2 separate regions of the Homo sapiens genome follow, and region 1 is linked to region 2. A link is a loop called in an ENCODE intact Hi-C map of the cell type or tissue named here. Cell type or tissue: heart left ventricle. All regions are shown on one strand. Each heading gives the region's core, and the rest is flanking DNA. Links, peaks and the distances in the headings are about the cores only. Region 1 has its middle 24 kb from the start of MIR1299. Region 2 overlaps LOC107986997 (a long non-coding RNA gene).

Region 1 (8,344 bases), core at 123-8,122, 46 kb after region 2:
TTTTGGAATCCTATGTGAGGGACAAACATTCAGATCGTCGTAGCAGTGTCCTGGAATTCTTCATGAGGGATAAACATTCAGACCCCCATAGCAGTGTTCTGGAATCCTATGTGAGGGACAATCATTCAGACCACAGCAGGAGTGTTCTGGAATCTCCTGTGAGGAACAGACATTCAGACCCCTAACAGTGTTCTGAAATCCTATGTGATGGACAAACATTTAGACGCCAGCAGTGCTCTGGAATGCAATGTGAGGGACAAACATTGAGACCCTCGTAGCAGTGTTCTGGTATCCTATCTGAGAGACCAACTCTCAGAAACAAGCAGCGGTGTTCTGGAAAATTATGTAAGGGACAAAGATTCAGGCCAAAGCAGGTATGCTCTGGAATTCTATGTGAGGAACGAACTCTCAGAATACTGCAGGAGTGTTTTAGTATCCTATGTGAGGGACAAACATTCAGACCCTCGTAGCAGTGTTCTGGAATCCCATGTGATTGACAAACATTCAGACCACAGCAGGAGTATTCTGGAATCCCCTGTGAGGATCCAACATTCAGACCCCCATACCAGTGTTCTGGAATCCTATGTGAGGGACAAACATTTAGACCCCAGCAGCAATGTTCTGGAATCCTATGTGAGGAACAAACATTCAGACCCTCGAAGCAGTGTTCTGGAATCCTATGTGAGGGACAAACATTCAGAACCAAGCAGCAGTGTTCTGGAACTCTGTATGAGGGACAAACATTCAGAACACGGCAGGATTGTTCTGCAATCCTATGTGAGGGAGAAACCCTCAGAAAACCATAGGAATGTTTTGGAATCCTACGTGAGGGCCAAACAATCAAACCCTCGTAGCTGTGTTCCAGAATCCTATGTGGGGGCAAACACTGAGACAATCGTAGCAATTTTCTGGAATCCTTTGTGAGGGACAAACATTCATTCCCTCATAGCAGTGTTTGGGAATCCTGTATGAAGGACAAACATTCAGACCACACAGTTCTGGAATCCCCACTGTGGGAAAAACATTCAGACCCTCCTAGCAGTGTTCTGGAATCCTATGTGATGGACAAAGATTTAGACCACAGCAGCAGGGTTCTGAAATCCTATGTGAGGAACAAACATTCAGATCCTCGAAGCAGAGTTCTGGAATCCTATGTAAGGTACAAACATTCAGACAATAGCAGCAGTGTTATGGAATTCTATGTGAGGAACAAACGTTCAGACCCACATAGCAACGTTTTAGATTCCTATGTGAGGGACCGACATTCAGACAATCGAAGCAGTGTTCTGGAATCATATGTGAGGGACAAACATTCGGACACCAGCAGCAGTGTTCTGGAATCCTATGTGAGGGACAAACATACAAACAAGAGCGAGAGTGTTCTGGAATCCTATGTTGCGGACAAACATTCAGACGCTCGTCACAATGTTCTGGAATTCTATGTGAGGGAGAAACAGTCAGAACCCAATAGCAGTGTTCTGGAATCCTATGTGACGGACATACATGTAGACCCCAGCAGCAGTGTTTTGGAATCCTATGTGAGGGACAGTCATTCAGACCCTCGTAGCAGTGTTCTGGAATTCTGTGTCAAGCACAAACTTTCAGACCCTCATAGCAGTGTTCTGGAATCCTATGTGAGGGACAATCATCCAGGCCATAGCAGGAGTGTTCTGGAATCCCCTGTGAGGAATAAACGTTCAGACAGTCGTAGCAGTGTTCTGGAATGCTATGTGAGGGACAAACATTCAGACAATCGTAGCAGTGTTCCGTAATCCTATGTGAGGGACAAACATTCAAACAACAGCGGGATTGTTCAGGAATCCTATGTTATGGACAAACATTCTAGACCCTCATCGCAGTGTTCTGGAATTCTATGTGAGCGAGAAACACTCAGAACCCAAAAGCAGTGTTCTGGAATCCTATGTGAGGGACAAACATTACGACCCCAGCGACAGTGTTCTGGAATCCTATGTGAGGGCCAATCATTCAGACACTCGTGCCAGTGTTCTGGAATTCTGCGTGAGGGACAAACATTCTGACTCCTGTAGCAGTGTTCTGTAGTACTGTGTGAGGGAAAAACATTGAGACCACAGCAGGAGTGTTCTGGAATTCCCTGTGAGGAACAGACATTCAGACCCTCTTAGGAGGGTTCTGGAATCCGGTGTGATGGACAAAAATCTAGACCCTAGCAGCAGTGTTCTGGGATCCTATGTGAGGGTCAAACATTCAGACCCTTGTAGCAGTGTTCTGGAATCCTATGTGAGGGAGAAACACTCAGAACCCAGCAGCAGTGTTCTGAAACCCTATGTGAGAGACAAACATTCTGACAACAGGAGGATAGTTCTGGAATCCTAGGTGAGGGACAAACACTCAGAAAACAACAGGAGTGTTTTGGAATCCTAAATGAGGGACAGTCATTCAGATCGTCATAGCAGTGTTCTGGAATTTTGTGTGAGGGACAAACATTCACACCCCAGCAGAAGTGTTGTGGAATTCTAAATGAGGGACAAACATTCAGACCCTCATAGCAATGCTCTGGAATAGTGTGTGATGGAGAAACTTTTAGACCCCAGCAGCAGTGTTCTGTAATCCTTTGTAAGAGAAAAACAATCAGACCCTCATAGGTGTGTTCTGGAATCCCATGTGATGGACAACCACTCAGAACCCAGCAGCAGTGTTCTGTAACTATATGTGAGGGGCAAACATTCAGAACACAGCAGGATTGTTCTGTAATCCCATGTGAGGGACAATCATTCAGACCCTCGTGGCTGTGTTCTGGAATCCTAAGTGAGGGACAAACATTCAGACAATCATAGCAGTGTTCTGGAATCCCATGTGAGGGAAAAACATTCAGACCCTCCCAGCAGTGTTCTGGAATCCTATGTGAGGGACAAACATTCAGACAAACGTAGCAGTGTTCTGGAAACCTATGTAAGGGAAAAACATTCAAACAACACCGAGATTGTTCTGGAATCCTATGTTACGGACAACCATTAATAATCTCTTCACAGTGTTATGGAATTCTACGTGAGGGAGAAACACACAGAACCCAGCAGCAGTGTTCCAGAAACCTATGTGAGGGACTCACATTCAGACCACGGCAGGATTGTTCTGGAATCCCATGTGAGGGACAAACACTCGGAACACAGCAGGAGTGTTTTGGATTCCTATGTGCGGAACAAACATTCAGAACCTCGTGACAGTGTTCGTGAATCCTATAGGAGGAACTAACATTCAGAACACAGCAGGAGTGTTCTGGAATCCTATGTGAAGAACAAACATTCAGACCCCCGTAGCAATGTTTTGGAATCCTATGTGAAGGACAAACATTCAGACGATCGTAGCAGTGTTCTGGAATCCAATGTGAGGGACAAACATTTAAGCTACGGGGAGGGGGCGTTCTGGAATCCTATGTTACGGACAAACATTCAGAACCTCGTCGCAGTGTTCTTGAATTCTATGTCAGGGAAAAACAGTCAGAACCCAGCAGCAGTGTTTTGGAATCCTATGTGACAGACACACATGTAGACCCCAGCAACAGTGTTCTAGGATCCTATGTGAGGGAAAAACATTCAGACCCCAGCAGCAGTGTCCTCGAATCCTATGTGAGGGACAATCATTCAGACCCTCGTAGCAGTGTTCTGGAATTCTGTGTGAGGGACAATCATTCGACTGTCATAGCAGTGTTCTGGAATCCTAAGTGTAGGACAAACATTCAGACAATCGTAGCAGTGATCTGGAAATCTATGTGAGGAACAAACATTCACACACTCTTAGGAGGGTTCTAGAATCCTATGTGAGGGACAAACATTCAGACAATAGTAGCAGTGTTCTGGAATCCTCTGTGAGTGACAAACATTCAGAATCCAGCAGCAGTGTTCTGGAATCCAATGTGAGGGACAAACATTTAAACAACAGGCGGGGGGTTCTGGAATCCTATGTTACGGACAAACATTCAGAACCTCGTCGCAGTGCTATGGAATTCTATGAGAGGGAGAAACAGTCAGAACCCAGCAGCAGTGTTTTGGAATCCCACGTGACGGACATACATATAGACCCCAGCAGCAGTGTTCTGGGATCCTATGTGAGGGACAAACATTCAGACCCCAGCAGCAGTGTTCACCAATCCTATGTGAGGGACAATCATTCAGACCCCAAGGGCCCCAAATATCCACTTGCAGATTCTACTAAAAGAGTGTTTCCAAACTGCTCAATCAAAAGAAAGGTTCAACTCTGTCAGATGAATGCACACATCACGAAGAATTTTCTCAGATTGCTTCAGTCTAGATTTTATGTGAAGATATTTCCTTTTCTACCATAGGCAGCAAAGTGCTCTAAATGTCCACTTGCAGATTCTACAAACAGAAGCTTTCTAAATTTCTCAAGCAAAAGAAAAGTTTAACTCTGTGAGATGAATGCACACATCACAAAGAAGTTTCTCAGATTGCTTCTGTCTAGATTTTATGTGAATATATTTCCTTTTCTACCACAGGCGGCAAAGCGCTCCAAGTGTCCACTTGCAGATTCCACAAAAAGAGAGTTTCCAAACTGCTCAATAAAAGAAAGGTTCAACTCTGTGAGATGAACTCACACATCACAAGAAGTTTCTCAGAATTCTTCTGTCTAGTTTTTATGGGAAGTTATTTCCTTTTAGAGCTTAGGCCTCAAAGCGCTCCATATGTCCACTTGCAGTTTCTACGAAAAGAGAGTTTCAAAACTACTCAATCAAAAGAAAGTTTTGCTTCTCTCTAGATTTTATGTGAAGACAATTCCTTTTCTACCATAGGCTGCAAAGCGCTTCAAATGTTCACTTGCAGATTCTACAAAAAGAGTGTTTCCAAACTGCTCAATCAAAAGAAAGGTTCAACTCTGTGAGATGAATGCACACATAACAAAGAAGTTTCTCAGATTGCTTCTGTCCAGTTTTTATCTGAAGATATTTCCTTGCCACCATAGGCCTCAAAGGCTAAAAATGTCCACGTGCAGATTCTACAAAAAGAGTTTCAAAACTGCTCAATCAAAAGAAAGGTTTAACATTGTGAGATGAATGCACACATCACAAAGAAGTTTCTCAGAATTATTCTGTCTAGTTTTTATGTGAAGATATTTCATTTTCCACCATAGGCCTCAAAGCGTTCCAAATGTACTCTTGCAGATTCTGCAAAAAGAGAGTTTCAAAACTGCTCAATCAAAAGAAAGGTTTAACTCCACGAGATGAATGCACAAGTCACAAAGAAGTTTCTCAGATAGCTTCTGTCTAGATTTTATGTGAAGATAATTCCTTTTCTACCATAGGCCACAAAGCACTCCAAATGTCCATTTGCAGGTTCTACAAAAACAGTGTTTCCACACTGCTCAATTGAAAGAAAGGTTCAACTCTGTGAGACAAACGCACACATCACAAAGAACTTTCTCAGAATTCTTCTGTCCAGTTTTTATGTGAAGATATTTCCTTTCCACCATAGGCCTCAAAGCGCTAAAAATGTCCACTTGCAGATTCTACAAAAAGAGTTTTGAAACTGCTCAATCAAAAGAAAGGTTTAACTCTGTGACATGAGTTCACACATCACAAAGAAATTTCTCAGAATTTTTCTGTCTAGTTTTTATGTGAAGATATTTCCTTTTCCACCATAGGCCTCGAAGCGTTCCAAATGTACTCTTGTAGATTGTACAAAAAGAGTTTCAAAGCTGTTCAATCAAAAGAAAGGTTTAACTCTGTGAGATGAATGCACACATTGCAAAGAAGTTTCTCAGATTGCTTCTGTCTACATTTTATATGAAGATATATCCTTTTCTACCGTAGGCCTCAAAGTGCACCAAATGTCCACTTGCAGTTTCTACAAAAAGAGTGTTTCCAAACTGCTCAATCAAAAGAAAAGTTGAACTCTGTGAGATGAATGCACACATCACAGGGAAGTTTCTCAGATTGTTTCTGTCTAGATTTTATGTGAAGATATTTCCTTTTCTACCGTAGGCTGCAAAGCGCTCCAAATGTCCACTTGTAGATTCAACAAAAAGAGTGTTTCCAAACTGCTCAATCAAAAGTCATGTTCAACTCTGATCAATGAATGCACGCATCACAAAAAAAGTTTCTCCAAATTCTTCAGTCTAGTTTTTGTGTGATGATATTTCCTTTTTAATCATAAGACTCAAAGCACTCCAAATGTCCACTACCACATTCTACAAAAAGAGAGTTTCAAAACTGCTCAATCAAGATGAAGTTTTAACTCTATTAGATGAATGCACACATCACAAAGAAGTTTCTCAGGTTGCTTCTGTGCAGATTTTATGTGAAGATATTTCCTTTTCTACCACAGGCCGCAACGTGCTCCAAATATCTACCTGCAGATTCTACAAAAAGAGTGTTTCCAAATTGCTCAATCAAAAGAAATGTTGAACTCTGTGAGACGAATGCATGCATCACAAAGAAGTTTCTCAGATTGCTTCTGTCTAGATTCTATGTGAAGATATTTCCTTTTCTAGCAAAGGCTGCAAAGCACTCCAAATGTCCACTTGCAGATTTTACAAAAAGAGTGTTTTCAAACTGCTCAATCAAAAGAAAGGCTCAAGTCTGTGAGATGAATGCACACATCACAAAGAATTTTCTCAGAATTCTTCTGTCTAGTTTTTAAGTGAAGATATTTCCTTTCCACCATAGGCCTGAAGACGCTCCAAATGTCCACTTGCAGATTCCACAAAAAGAGAGTTTCAAAACGCCTCAATCAAAAGGAAGGGTTAACTCTGTGAGATGAATGCACACATCACAAAGAAGTTTTTCAGATTGCTTCTGTCTGGATTTTATGTGAAGATGTTTCCTTTTCTACAGTAGGCCACAAATCGCTCTAACTGTCCAGTTGCAGATTCTACAAAAAGCGTGTTTCCAATCTGCTTAATAAAAAGAAAGCTTCAACTCTGTGAGATGAACGCACATATCACAATGAAGTTTCTCAGAATTCTTCTGTCTAGTTTTACATGAAGATATTTCCTTTTCCAGCTGAGGCCTCCAAGTGTTCAGATTGTCCACTTACAGATACTACAAAAAGAGAGTTTCAAAACTGGTCAGTCAAAAGAAAGGCTTAACTCTGTGAGATGAATGCACACATCACAAAGAAGTTTCACAGATTGCTTCTTTCTAGATTTTATGTGAAGATATTTCCTTTTCTACTATAGGCTGCAAAGCGTTCCAAATATCCACTTGCAGATTCTACAAACAGAGGCTTTCCAAACTGCTCAATAAAAAGAAAAGTTTAACTCTGTGAGATGAATGCACAAATCACAAAGAAGTTTCTCAGAATTCTTCTGTCTAGTTTTTATGTGAAGATATTTCCTTTTCCACCATAGGCCTCAAAGCGCTCCAAATGTCCACTTGCAGTTTCTACAAAAAGAGAGTTTCAAAACTGCTCAATCAAAAGAAAGGTTTAACTCTATGAGATGAATGCACACATCATAAAGAAGTTTCTCAGATTGCTTCTGTCTAGATGTGATATGAAGATATTTCCCTTTCTACAACAGGCCGCAAAGCACTCCAAATGTCCACTTGCAGATTCTACAAAAAGAGTGATTCCAAACTGCTCAATCAAAAGAAAGGCTCAACTCTGTGAGACGAATTCACATATCACAAAGAAGTTTCTCAGAATTCTTCTGTCCAGTTTTTATGTGAAGATATTTACTTTTCCACCATAGGCCTCAAACCGCTCCAAATGTCCACTTGAAGATTCTACAGAAAGAGTTTCAGAACTGCTCAATCAAAAGAAAGGTTTAACTCTGTGAGTTGAATACACATATCACAAAGAAGTTTCTCAGATTGCTTCTGTCTAGGTTTTATGTGAAGGTATTTCCTTTTCTACTGTAGGCCACAGAGTGCACCAAATGTACACTTGCAGGTTGTACAAAAAGAGTGTTTCCAAACTGCTCAATCAAAAGAAAAGTTCAACTCTGTGAGATGAACACACGTATCACAAAGAAGTTTCTCATAATTCTTCTGTCTAGTTTTTATGTGAAGATATTTCCTTTTCCACCATAGGCCTCAAAGGGCTCCAACTGTCCACTTGCAGATTCTGCAAAAAGAGAGTTTCAAAACTCCTCAATCAAAAGAAATGTTTAACTCTGTGAGATGAATGCACATGTCAGAGAGAAGTTTCTCAGATTGTTTCTGTCTAGACTTTATGTGAAGATATTTCCTTTTCTTCCACAGGCTGCAAAGTGCTCCAACTGTCAACTTGCAGATTCTACAAAAAGAGTGTTTCCAAACTGTTGAATCAAAAGAAATTTTCAAATCTGTGAGATGAAAGCACACATCACAAAGAAGTTTGTCAGAATTCTTCTGTCTAGTTTTTATGTGCAG
Region 2 (8,344 bases), core at 165-8,164:
TTATTCGAATGTAGCCAGGGAAGCCAAAAGATTGGACACCCCTGCCTACACAGACTCTAGACAAGGTTTTATTAATTACTATGGCTTTAGATACATTTATATGCATATGACTCCTACAGACCTCTCCTCCCAAGCTCCAAAACATTATGTGCACCTGCCATCTTGAAATCTCCACTGGGATTTTCACAGGCATGCCTAAAATCAGAATTCAAAACTCGAGTTCTGCCCCCACATCTATGCCACTTCCTCAATCATTTCCCTTTTGTTAGTTTATTTCTTTTTCAGCCTTACCATTCTTCATAAAAATTATCTCCATTTACCCATTTGCTTCTTCCAGAAAGCATCATCATCCTTGATGCTTTCTTCTTCCTGCAACCCCCCCTACCATCACAATTTGCAACCAATTACTGTTATTTCACCTGCAAAATATGTGCTAAAATTATCCGCTTCTGTCATCTGCATCTTTCACCTGGTCTGCAAACATATACTCCTCTTTCCAACTTTTTGCCTCTCCAATACCTTCTCTATGGCACACCCAGAGAGGTTCTTCAAAAATTTCAATTACATCATGTCTCTCCTTCGTTAAAAAATATTTAATGATTTTCTACCCATGAAATAATTCTGCTAGACTGCAAGCTCTAAAGATGCAAGGACTAGGTTTGCCTTATTTGTTTTTGTTTATGCAGAGCCTAGCCTTGCATGTAGTAGGAACTTAACACATTGACCTAGATCTTGTCCACCTTCTCAGCCTCACCTCTCATGGAAGCACTCATAGACCTCAGTCCAGTTACTCTTTTCTCAGATCCCTGAGCTGGCCTGGTCCAGGGCTGCCTGGGCCGTGATGCGTTCACTCCTGATTTGTTGGCTGGTATCTGCTTATATTCTTGCTACTATAACTGATGTCCAAGGAAGTCACATAGGCATCCCTGGGAGCTTGCTAGAGCTCAGGCACCACCCTAGATCCAATGAATCAGAATCTGCATGTTGACAAGGTCCCCAGGTGGTTCATATGTACATTCAAGTTTACGGTGCTTTGCTCTGGATCCCAGCCTGAGTGTTAGTTCTTTAAAGAGACCTTTCCCAACTGGCCAAATCTTATCAAGTCATGTGATGGATTCACCCACACGGTCTGTGATACAGAAGGGAAAAGAAGTTGAGACCTATTGATCAGAAGCTGCTCACTTTAGAGTTTTTCCTAAGGGTGATCCTATCAAAAGTTCTGGATTTTGTAGAGAAGCATACAAAGTATGTGAATAGTTTGATTTGAGCACATTGAAAATTGCCAGTTTTCTTTGCTTTAACCAATGTTTGCTTTCCCTCTGGAAATCCCTTGTTACAGGTCCTTAGTTTTAGTTTGCCACATTATGACACGATGGGAATAATGCACAGCAGTGATCCTCAGTTGGTTTGGGTTTTCAATACATAATTGATCCATGGTTGTGGCATGCATTGTAGCATGTCCAACTAGAATACCTATTCTTTCAATTACTTTCATTACTTTCAATGGCAAAACCACAATTACTTTTGCACTAACCTGATAGCTTTGCTACAAGTCAGTTGTTCAGTTTTCTTTTTTTGTTGCTGTTTGTTTTTATTTTTGCAAACACTTTAGATACTGCATAGTGGATGGATTAGTTTGTGGTTCCTGGGATCTTCTGTGTATTCTGTTGAAGCTCAATAATCACATTACTGCGGACCTCCAAAATTTTACAAAGGACTGCACAGTGAGTATTCAGCCGATAAACTAAACCACAGCTTAATACTGTGAGATGAAATAAAGCACACCAATTAAAAGTAAACACTGTTTAAACCTACCTCAATGAATTTCTAAAGTGTCATACATTTATTATATTCTCTACTTGTAAAATATTTTGTTGTGTGTATTGCCAAGTATTTCAGGATTTTATGGGTATAATGTATTCTATTAATTTAACTGGAAAACTTGTAGTTATTCAACAAACAAACTAAAAGTGTTGGCAGAGATGTAATTTTAAAGCACAATCCCACTCATTCGTTCAGTGTTACAGCTGCTCCTTGTTTGTTTAATAATAGAACTGATGAGTAGTTAATTTGAGAGGAAAGCTGGTGCAGGTGTAGTGCTATTTGGATGTCATGGAGGACACATGTGACATCTGCAGCTAGCTATATGGTAAAAGCAAAACAGAAGTTAAAATCAGCCCTGTGTCAAATCTGCATAGTTTTAGGCTTCAGGGAGTGTCTCTGTATGTTGAGGCAGGAAGTTTAGTAGAATTCCAAGGAAGTAAGAGAGGAACAAACATTTGTAGATTTTGCCTTCTATGGGGGAACTCATTCAATCATCAGGAGAACTCTTCAATAGGTTTTATTTGCTCCGGTTTACCTAGATGAAAAATTGAGACCCAGAATCCATGCTTTTCTTTCCTGGTTACACATTAGAATCACCAATGTGACATTAAAACACACACACACACACACACACACACACACACACACACACACTGCACACCCATTAGGATGGCTGCTATCAAAAAAGAAAAAACAAAAAAATCAGGGGCCAGGCACGCTGGTTCACACCTGTAATCCCAGCCCTTTGGGATCACCTGAGGTCAGGAGTTTGACAGCAGCCTGGCCAACATGGTGAAATCTCATCTGTACCAAAAAATAAAATAAAATAAAACAAAAAACAACACACACACACACAATTAGTCGGGCATGGGGGCACACATGTGTAATCTCAGCTAATTGAGAGGCTGAGGCACGAGAATCGCTTGAACCTGGGAGGCGGAGGTTGCAGTGAGCCGAGATCACGCCACTGCACTGCAGCCTGGAGACAGAAGGAGACTCGGCCTCAAAACAAATCAAAACAAAAACACCCAGAAAATAACAAGTGCTGACAAGGATGTGGAAAAATTGTAACTCTTGTGCATTGAGGGTGGGTATGAAAAATAGTACATCAGCTGTGGAAAACATACCATTCCTCAAAAATTTAGACATAGAATTACCATATGATTCAGTAATCCCACTCACATCTATAAATCTCTATATCTGTATCTTTATCTACCTATCTCTATCTTCAAAAGAATGGAAAGCAGTTACTCAGATACTTGTACACCTGTGTTCTCTCCCCACCCCCCCTTTTTTTTTTAATAAATGGGCTCTCACTGTGTTTCCCAGGCCGGAGTGCAGGGGCTGTTTATAGGCACGACCCCCTGCTGCGGGGCTGTCCACCGGCATGAACCCCTGCTGCGAGGCTGTTTATAGGCATGATCCCCCTGCTGCGGAGCTGTCCACAGGCACGGACCCCTGCTGCAGGGCTGTCCACAGGCACGACCCACTGCTGCGGGGCTGTCCACAGGCACGACCCCCTGCTGCGGGGCTGTCCACAGGCATGACCCCCTGCTGAGGGGCTGTCCACAGGCACGATTTCCCTGCTGCGGGGCTGTCCACAGGCAGGATCTCCCTGCTGCGGGGCTGTCCACAGGCATGACCCCCTGCTGGTCAAACTGGGAGTTGTGCCCTGCTTTGTCTCCAATCCATGCCGGTTCGCCCCTCCTTAGGCAACCTGGTAGTCCCTTATCCCATGAGGTCACTGTACTAATGTCTAATTTCGTGCAGATGTCTGATCAACACTGCACACTGCAGCTCAGGACCCCTGGGCTCAAGTGATCTGAGTAGCAGGAACTACAGGCGCATGCCACCACACCTGCCTGCTACACCTGTGTTCATTGCAGCATTACAGCAGCCTTATTTACAGGAACCACAAAATGGAAACAACCTAAAAAGTCTATTGAGGGATAGATGGATAAACAAAATGTGGTATAGATGTAAAATGGAATATTAGTGATCTTTGAAAAGGGAGGGAATTCTGATACTTGCTACCACATAGATAAAAACATTATGCTAAGTGAGACATCAAACAAAGACTACCTGATTCCATCTATATGAAGAACCTGGAACAGGCAAATTAATAGAGACACAAAGTAGAATAGAGGTTTTCAGGAATGGCAGGAGGTGGAAATGGGCGAGGTTAGTGTCTAATGGGCACAGAGTTCCTATCTGGGATGATAGAATGTTTCGGAAATGGATAGTGGTGATGACTGCACAGCATTGTGAATGTAGCTAATGACGTTGAATTCTTTACCAGAAAACAAAAACAAAAACAGAAACACATTGCTTAAGCTTCTCAGTCCGACAGGTGACGTGCTTGGTGTGAGCTGGGGCCTAAGCCCAGGCTGCCCTCGCCAGAGCTGCTTCAAGACCCCTCTTGGTTGTACTTAGGCCTGATTGCTCTGGAGAGTCCCATACATGAAAGCCAGCTCTGGTTCTATCTCTTCTCACTCCAGTCCTCCCTGCCCCCACCATCCCCCAGCTGGGCATTATGAGAAAAGCAAGATGACTATGAGTTTTTTGATTATTTATATGACCAAATAATCTCAAGGACTATTGCTAACTAACCCATGGGACTCCCACTACCTTCATGAGGCTCGGATGAGGTGAAGGGTCCCTAAAATCGTGCCAACTAGTCAGGAACTCAGTTGTCAATAATTTCTTTATTTGTGATACAAGCAGGCGTGGGGAAAGAGAAATGAACAGACTTGGAAGCTTCTCCGAGGCCCTAGAGAAGACCTCTGGGTTCCGAACACCAGACACCAGGAGTAAGGAGGGTAGTTGATGATTTCCCACTCTTTCTCCAGCCCCTGCTCCTCTGTTTCTCCCCTTCACCCACTGCAGCTTCCTCAGGTCCTGGGTCCCGCGCCATCATCTCTTCGAATGACCTCCCTTCTATTCCTGTTAATAAAGGAGCATCAGCTAAGTGAATATGGTGATTTGCATACACTTACATTGATTCAGAAATTGTGTTTAATTCCACACAAGAAAAAGAATGTGGATCTTTTTCACTGGGAAAAAAAGTCGCCATGTATCATCTTAATCATGTTTTCCTGGGATATAATCTATACGTGACGCCCATTTAAGCCTTCATTGCATCTATGCACGTGGTTTGCTTTCCTCTTGTGTGAAATAGTGTTGGACCACACGGGTTTGGGCCACAGCCCAGGAAGACACAATCCTGAACGTCATAATCCCAAATGTTGAAGTCCCATAAGATCTAAATCTGTACAGTCTAAAATCCTGAAAATTACAATCCTAAAAAAACAAAATTCTCAAAATACAATTCTGGAAAAAAATTATTAACACATTCTTTAAGAAGCATTTATTGGGCAGCACATGGTGGCTCATGCCTTTAATCCCAGCACCTTTGGAGGCCGAGGCGGGTGGATCACAAAGTCAGGAGATGGAGACCATCCTGGCTAACACGGTGAAACCCCATCTTTACTAAAAATACAAAAAATTAGCCAGGCATCATGACGGGTGCCAGTAGTCCCAGCTACTCGGGAGGCTGAGGCAGGAGAATCGCTTGGACCCAGGAGGTGGAGGTTACAGTGAGCCGCAATCGCACCACTGCACTCCAGCCTGGGCGACAGAGTGAGACTCTGTCTAACAACAAAAACAAAAAACATTTATTTATATTTTTAAGATGGAATTTATTTGAGAAACTTATAAAAACACAACAGAACCCTTCCTAGGCCACTTTACACAATCAATAGGCAATAATAACATGCATATATTTGCAAGCGTAAAACTCAGGTATGCTAACGATAGTCTCACGGGTATAATGGTAATGAGCAGATGAGTTGTATTTGTAAAGAAATGGGTCAAAAAGCAAAATGTATAAAAGCGTGGTTGGTAACTGGGTGAACTCAGCTTTATAACTTAGGTCATCTGGAATACTGTGACAGACAACCTAAGTCTTTTGACCAGATTCATCAAAAGCTGGGATGGGTCACCATGTAATATTCAGTCAAAGAGCTGAGATCCTAAGGAATTTTCTCTTTCCCAAATGCAAATGTGCAAAAGGATATCTTCTCATTTATTGAGGAAATTTTAATGTTTTTATGTACATGTACAATGCTTACACACAAAGTCAGTGTTGTGATAATACACTGTTGTGGAGTCAAATTTGCAAAAAAAAAAAAAAAATGCATAAAACAAATTAGAACTCTCTAAAAGTCTTTGCAAAATTTATACCTCCAGTATTGGAAATGATACTAAGATGAAATACATAGCATAGCAAGTTGTAAAAAATAATGCTGACAATTTAAAATAGTGGAAAAAATGGAAAAAGAAACACTAAAAAGAAAATTGACATATAAAAAGTATATTACATGGATAGATTATGAGCAATTGCAGAGTTCATCATAGCTCGCTGACTTTCATGATCATTAACTATATTTTGAAGTCTTGCATCACGATGAATTGTTGCCTTTTTTGTTTTTAGGATTTGACTCTCCTCATAAAATACATTCACATTCATTTTCTACGTGGCACTGCTCTTTTTGAAATTCTTCTGTAATTTGATACACACTGACATGAGCATTTCCTGTTACATTTTCCAATCTTCTATGCCTTTCTTGTCTATTGTTTTGAGTATGTGGAAATCCATTTTGCAGGCCCTCATATACAGGCCACTCATTTGGCAGAAACAATACTCTTGATTGAACAGCAACACCATTGCCTAAATGACTCTTATCCTACCTTGCACATCATTATTTTCAAACCAGTATGTAATATTTCTGGCTTCTTCAGGCAATTGTGGTTTTAATTTATCAAAAGCTCCTGGAATTTTATCAGGTGGAAGGAATGCCAATACAGACAAATGACACATTTTTAAACTAAAATTTTCATCATTGCCATATGGCCTGGCCAATCCACTCACCTGAATTTTCTGGCAAATGAGCTGGGCTGAATGGAAGATATAAATTTTACTGGTAACAACTTGCAATTCACTTTTAGAAGCTTTGATCACACCTAATTAAAAACTTGTCATTATAATTTGGGGATCCAATTGAAATCTATTTTCTTCTGCAAAGCCATCCAAATCTTCAAATAAGCTTTTATAAAGTACTTCACTTTTTCCAGTTATTAAACCATAAACGTGCAGTTTAAATTACAGAATTTTGTAATCCAATGGGGGCATAAACTGCATAAAGTCGATTTAAAAAACCCACTGGGGACAGTTTTGAAAGTGCCGTTCATCAGCCAAAGTGAAACATGCACCAGTTTTGTTATGTTAAACAAATATGTTTATCTTTTTTGACAGTCAAATCCCTAATCAAGAATAGTTCATGATTTAATATATCTTGTAGCACTGGAGGAAGCTCTGTGCCAGAAGGTGTCTGGCTCAGAAGGCCACTGAATTTGTTGAACTATTTTTATTATCTGACAAAAGGCATTTTGTGAAGGCAAGCATGGTGCTACGTGTAGAGGTGCTTGGTACATGATTACATAATTTGGCAGACAAGATTTTGTTCATTTTTAACTTTCATTTTAACTTCTTCTGTGATATTCAAGACATTCAAAACAGTGACAGCAGATCTTCCCCACCTAGTCTGCTCAGACCCACACACTGATCTCTTCTGAGAAAACCATCACAGTCATACCCAAAATAATGCTTTCCCAGCTTTCCAGGGATTCCTTAATCCAGTCAAGTTGACACCTGAAATTAAGTCTGCAAGTCCACCCCTTGTAGATGTGGCACCCATATGGACCTCCTTAAACCATACATAATTTCCAAATAAAAAGAAAACAAAGCAACAGTTGTACCTAACATGATGCAACTAACGTGGTACAACTCTCCTGTGATTGTGATTTTCTGGATTTTAGATGTTAAGAATTTAGACTTTAGGACTGGGCATGGTGGCTCATGCCTGTATTCCCAGCACTTTGGGAGGCCAAATCAGGAGGATCACTTGAGCCCAGGAGTTTGAAATCAGCCGGGGCAATAAAGTGAGACCCCATGATATGGTTTGGCTGTGTCTCCAACCAAATCTCATCTTGAATTGTAGTTCTCATAATCCTCACATATCATGATGGGGACCCAGGGAGAGGTAATTGAATCATGGAGGCAGTTACCCCCATGCTCTTCTCATGATAGTGAGTGAGTTCTCACAAGATCTGATGGTTTTATAAGGAGCTTTTCCCCCTTTGCTTGCGCTTCTCCTTCCTGCCACCTCGTGAAGAAGGTGACTTGCTTCCCCTTCACATTCTACCATGCTTGAAAGTTTCCTGAGGCCTCCCCAGCTATGATGAACTGTGAGTCAATTAAACCTCTTTCCTTTATAAATTACCCAAGCTTGGTTATGTCTTTATTAGCAGCATGAGAATGGACTGATACAGTAAATTGGTACTGAGGTAGTGGGGCGTTGCTATAAGGATATCTAAAAATGTGGAAGTGAATTTGGAACTGGGTAACAGGCAGAGGTTGAACAGTTTGCAGGGTTCGGAAGAAGACAGAAAAATGTGAGGA

What was found. A loop is a pair of places that touch in the nucleus more often than their neighbours do. Peaks named below come from ENCODE experiments on the same cell type or tissue, not always from the same donor. Only the 100,000 strongest peaks of a DNase experiment are listed, where the experiment ranks them.
Region 1: a loop joins it to region 2, with 5 times the contacts of the local background. A loop is called at or near these places in 3 of 110 quality-filtered maps.

The regions. Positions count from the first base shown.
Region 1 is chr9:40,900,826-40,909,169 of GRCh38, reverse strand. No RefSeq gene overlaps it. Among named protein-coding and RNA genes, the nearest start is that of MIR1299, 24 kb to the left of the region's middle. RefSeq lists an enhancer at 7,175-7,676. In heart left ventricle, for the core only: no CTCF peak of the experiment used is centred there; no DNase peak of the experiment used is centred there.
Region 2 is chr9:40,947,127-40,955,470 of GRCh38, reverse strand. It overlaps LOC107986997 (a long non-coding RNA gene), which reads left to right. Exons shown (of 2, transcript XR_001746463.3): 2 at 1,613-8,344. Among named protein-coding and RNA genes, the nearest start is that of MIR1299, 22 kb to the right of the region's middle. In heart left ventricle, for the core only: no CTCF peak of the experiment used is centred there; a DNase peak (open chromatin) is centred at 3,460.